Regions from separate parts of the Homo sapiens genome. Here region 2 is linked to region 1. The links are chromatin loops, found by intact Hi-C in ENCODE. Cell type or tissue: CD4-positive, alpha-beta T cell. All regions are shown on one strand.

Region 1 (2,500 bases):
TCTGCACCTGCGCAGCTGCCCGCGTGGCGCACGCCGATGGAGCGGCCCAGGAAGCAGGTGGCCTGGCGCATGTGGCACGAGGAGATGTAGGTGACGTTGTTGTTGCCGCAAAGCTCCTGGCCGGGGCTGGAGGGCACAGGGCAGGGCGCCGCTCGACACACCACGCAGTGGGCGCTGCCCGTCTGGTCCACGACGCACGACTGTGGCCGCGGGCACACCACGTGCTCACAGGACTCTGCAGGCCGGGTGCCAGGGGAAGTTCAGGGGACATCTCGCTGAGAACCCCGCAGGGCTCTTGGCCCCAAGACCCACCCTTAACCCCCAAGATGCGAAAACCCTCTGGTAGGAGACACAAGCACCCCCCCGCCCCCCGTGAGCCCCCCTCTCCATTCCACCCCTCAGGCTCCACCCACAAGCCCTGCCCTTCCCATTGTACCCAGGAGCCACACCTCTTTCGTGAGCTCCTGCCCCTTATGCTACCCAAAGCCCCGCCCCTCCGCGACTGCGGGGCCGCCCACCCAAACTCCACCCACAAATCCCCGCCCATCTCCACCCAGGAACCACGCCCCAGCCAAGAGCCCCGCCCCTTACATGACCCAGTCTCACCCCCCTGGTTCCATCATGCCCCTCTGGTTACACCCACAAGCCCCTCTCTGAGTCACGCTCCCGCTCTGACCATGCCACATACCTCTTGCCCAGTGTGAGCCCCCAGAGGCCCACTATTTTCCAAATCCCAACCCTACAAAAGACCCTACCCCGTGATACTCCCTCGGAAGTATAAAGACGCCCTTACTCAGGCCCCACCGCCACCCATGTGACCTGTCCTGGGCTGGAGGCCCCGCCCCTACGCACTGCGGCAGCGGCCCCGCCCCTCCAGCAGGCCCCGCCCCTCCAGCAGGCCCCGCCCCCGCAGGCCTGGCCCTCACGCATTGCGGTAGCAGCCCCGATACGTCACGCTCAGGTCCGGGTGGTCCCGCCCCAGGCCCCGCCCCCGCCTACTGCGGCAGCAGCCTCGATACATGACGCGCAGGTCCGGTAGGTCCCGCCCCGCCCCTCCACAGACCACGCCCCCACGTACTGCGGCAGCGGCCCCGGTACATGACGCTCAGGTCCGGGTGGCCGCGGCAGCGCGCGGCGCGCAGCTCGCACTCGTCGCGGTAGGTGGCGCCGTCTGAGCCGCAGACCTGCAGCCGCGCCGGGAGCCCCGAGCAGTCGGGCGCGCACTCGCAGCGCGGGCGGCCCCCCAGCATGCGGCACGCCTTGCCCGGGCCGCACTCCACGCCGTCGCACGAATCTGCGGACAGAGGACACGCGCGTGGGGCCGGGCGCGGGAGGGTCCCGGGCGTGGGGCCGCGCGAAGGCCTCGGGGCCCCTCCCTGCGCCCCTTCTGCAGGGCGGAGGCGGGGGCGCCGTCCCAGGTCAGGGTCAGTCGGAGTCGGGGCCCTCGGGTTCCCAGGGGCAGGGCTCAGGGTCCGGGCGCGGGACCGGTGGGGCCGAGGTCCGCGCTGCGCCTGCGCTGGGGGGCGGGGGCTGGGCTCGGTGCGCGCGGGCCGGGGCGGGGGGGGGTCTCTGCCCGGAATCGGGGTCCAGCGGAGCTACGCAGCCCCGGGCCGCTCCTCCTTGCAGCTGGCTGACGTCTGCTCCCGATGCACGCGCTCTTCTGGGAAGGCCGGAGGGGCCCCAGCTGCGTCAGCCTGGGGTGTTCCGCCCTTGCCAGGCGCGAGTCTGGGGCTGCCAGGACCTTCCCCCAGGAGGCGTCGGGGAGGGCGGGGCGCTGGACGGCCCTCCTGGCCTGGGGAGCGATTCCAGGGGAGGGGGCCCCCCACAGCCCTAGGCCTCTGAACCAGGAGCTGCCCCGCAGCCCCGCTGCTCAGACAGGGATATTGAGGTCCTGCTAGGGAAGCTCTCTCTGGGGTCCCCGCCCCCGCTTTCAATGTGAATGCTCATCGCCTCCTAGGCTTATCGCATCTTCCCAAGTCATCATTTTACAGATGGGGAAACTGAGGCCGGGTCGCAGCTATGAGTGCAGGGGCCCAAGCACCTCAGTTTGAAAGCTGCAGCCAGGACCCAGATGACCAACCCCCTTTCTGTTATCTGGGGGTCTGGTAGGGCCTCTGAACACAGCTGTTGAGTTTATGTGCCAGCCTCAGTTTCTCTGTGTGTAAAGTGGGGCTGACGAGGGAGCCCCACTTCCAAGGCAGTGCGGCACTCCTTAGGGGATGGCCAGCGCCCGCCACGCAGCCCTTGCAGGGCATGTGGGCCGCACCTGGGCGGCCCCGGCACAGCGGCTCACAGGCACATCTGGAAATGCTCGGCCAGGGTGGCTTTTATGCGAGCGAGAACGGAAGGGGGCCTGAGTTCCGTCCCCAGGGCCAGATGAGGTTGGGGGTGGGGGGTCCTGGGCCGTCTCATGCCCAGGCCAGGCACTTTTTGAAGACTGTCCTTCTCCCAGAAGCCAGAGGGGGGTCTGGAGGGAGCAGGGGTATGTGGCAGTGAGTTC
Region 2 (2,500 bases), 54 kb before region 1:
AACACAGGCACCTGGGCCCCCAGACACACAGACCCCACCCAGACACCAGGACACAGGCACCTGGGCCCCCAGACACACAGACCCCACCCAGACACCAGGACACAGGCACCTGGGCCCCCAGACACAGGCCCCGCACAGACACAGGCACCTGGACCCCCACCGCAACCCCTAGAAAATCCCACAGGCAGCCTCACAGTTCATTCCTCATCCTCAGCCCAGTGATTTTCACAAAATCCCTGAGAGGCCTGTCTGGATTTTTTTAATGATTAATTTTTAATTCTACAGTAAGACAAGAAGACACTCTCCTTATGAATAATTAACACACAACAAACCAGGCCAGAAGCACTTCAGACGCCAGCGTCAATCCCGGCTGGTGGCTGTCCCGCTATCGATACAGAAGCGGACACGTTCCGTGAAATGCAGTTTACAGACAGGGTCTCGCTCTGTCGCCCAGGCTGGGGTGCAGTGGTGCGATCACAGCTCAACCTCCTGGGCTCAAGTGATCCTCCCACCTCAGCCTCCCGAGCAGCTGGGACTACAGGCGTGCAGCACACACGGCTAATTTTTGTATTTTTAGTAGAGACGGGGTTTCACTATGTTGGCCAGGCTGGTCTTGAACTCCTGACCTCAAGGGATCCACCTGTCTCAGCCTCCCAGAGCGCTGGGGTTACAGGTCTGAGCCACTGGGCCTGGCCGGCGGCTAATTTTTTTATGTTTGGCAGAGACAGGGTCTCCCTGTGTTGCCCAGCATGCTCTTGAACTCCTGGGCTCAAGCGATCGATCCTCCTGCCTCAGCCTCCCAAAGTGCTGGGATTACAGGCATGAGCCACCACACCCGGCTAATTGTCTTTGCATTTTTTCAGTAGACACTGAGTTTCGCCATGTTGGTCAGGCTGGTCTCGAACTCCTGACCTCAGGAGATCTACCCGCCTCGGCCTCCCAAAGTGCTGGGATCACAGGCGTGAGGCACCGAGCAACTTTGTAGCTTCACTCCCCGCCCTGCCATCCCCTCTCTGGCCACCAGAGTGCGCCGAGGCCCCACGAGTTCCTTCCAGAGGTCCTACCTTTGGGCGTGCCCACCGGCGTCTGCAAGAAAGAAGAGAGAAGGGTCAGGGGCGTCAGCATCCCCGGGAAGAGGAAGGGGAGCCATGGGGTCAGGAGCCTGGGGAGGGCATGGCACAGTGGGTGACGTCATACGCACCCGCTTCTCATCCTATCCTCTTGGGACTCTGGCCAGAAACACAGAGGTCATCTTTCTTTTTTCTTTTTATTGAGATGGAGTTTCGCTCTTGTCGCCCAGGCCGGAGTGCAATGGGGCAATCTTGGCTCACTGCAACTTCCGCCTCCTGGGTTCAAGCGATTCTCGTGCCTCAGCCTCCCCAGTAGCTGGGGTTACAGGCCTGCGTCATCGCACCTGGCTAATTTTGTATTTTTAGTAGAGACGGGGTTTCTCCATGTTGGCCAGGCTGGTTTCGATCCCCTGACCTCAGGTGATCCACCCACCTCGGCCTCCCAAAGTGCCGGGATTACAGGCTGAGCCACCACGTCCGCTCCATCTCATTTCTTCCCTCCCTCCCCACATACCCCCGCATCAGCGGCTCCCGCAGGCCACCCTGAATCCAGCCGGCTCCTCCGTGCCCCCTCCAGTCTCGTCCACTCCTGCTCTCAAGCGATCCTCCTCCCTTGGCCTCCTGGGAGCCACTGTGCGAGGCTCAGGGTCTAGTGTCGCCTGTCTGAACCCGTTCTGCCCTGCATGGTCAGACCCTGCACACAGGCCCCTCTCCCTGAACTGTGCCCTGGCATCCCTGGTCTTCTTGCTGTTTCTGGGACACACTCCTGTCTCAGGGCTGTGGTGTCTGATGCTCCCTCAGTGCACTCTTCCCTCATCACGTCACTGGGTGTGCCCGTCAGGAAGGCAGGGGCCGTGCATGTGTATTGCTGAGTCTCCCATGACAGCACTAGTCCATGCTCAAACAACCTTCAGGGAAAAGCACCTGGAGAACTCCTATTCAACCTTCAAAACCCACTTCCTTGGCTGGGCACGGTGGCTCATGCCTCTAATCCCAGCACTTTGGGAGGCCGAGGCGGGCGGATCACCTGAGGTCAGGAGTTCGAGACCAGCCTGACCAACATGGCCAAACCCTGTCTCTACTAAAAATACAAAATTAGCTGGGCGTGGTGGCGGGCGCCTGCAATCCCAGATACTTAGGAGGCTAAGGCAGGAGAATCACTTGAACCCAGGAGGTAGAGGTTGCTGAAATCGTGCCATTGCACTCCAGCCTGGGTAACAAGAGTGAAACTCTGTCTCAAAAAAAAAAACACAAAAAAACCACCCCACGTCCTCCAGGTCGCCTGCCCAGCCCTCCCACGAAACCCACATCCTCCAGGTCGCCTGCCCAGCCCTCCCACGAATGAGGCACTTCCTTGGGGATTCCACAGCGCCCTGGGCTTCCCACCTCTTCGGCCTGACCACCCTCCCTGGGTGGTCCCCAATACACGC

What was found. A loop is a pair of places that touch in the nucleus more often than their neighbours do. Peaks named below come from ENCODE experiments on the same cell type or tissue, not always from the same donor. Only the 100,000 strongest peaks of a DNase experiment are listed, where the experiment ranks them.
Region 2: a loop joins it to region 1, with 6 times the contacts of the local background. A loop is called at or near these places in 13 of 110 quality-filtered maps.

The regions. Positions count from the first base shown.
Region 1 is chr19:679,068-681,567 of GRCh38, reverse strand. FSTL3 (follistatin like 3) reads right to left here. Exons shown (of 5, transcript NM_005860.3): 3 at 1,079-1,294; 4 at 8-235. Among named protein-coding and RNA genes, the nearest start is that of FSTL3, 3.9 kb to the right of the region's middle. RefSeq lists enhancers at 1-85, 86-635, 2,320-2,500 and silencers at 456-555, 746-1,525, 1,556-1,865. In CD4-positive, alpha-beta T cell, no CTCF peak of the experiment used is centred here; DNase peaks (open chromatin) are centred at 537, 1,037, 1,697 and 2,310; H3K4me3 peaks cover 1,557 bases; H3K27ac peaks cover 392 bases.
Region 2 is chr19:732,759-735,258 of GRCh38, reverse strand. It overlaps PALM (paralemmin), which reads right to left. Exons shown (of 9, transcript NM_002579.3): 6 at 1,065-1,086. Among named protein-coding and RNA genes, the nearest start is that of MISP, 17 kb to the left of the region's middle. RefSeq lists an enhancer at 905-954. In CD4-positive, alpha-beta T cell, a CTCF peak has its summit at 1,018 (motif pointing right); DNase peaks (open chromatin) are centred at 1,038 and 2,398.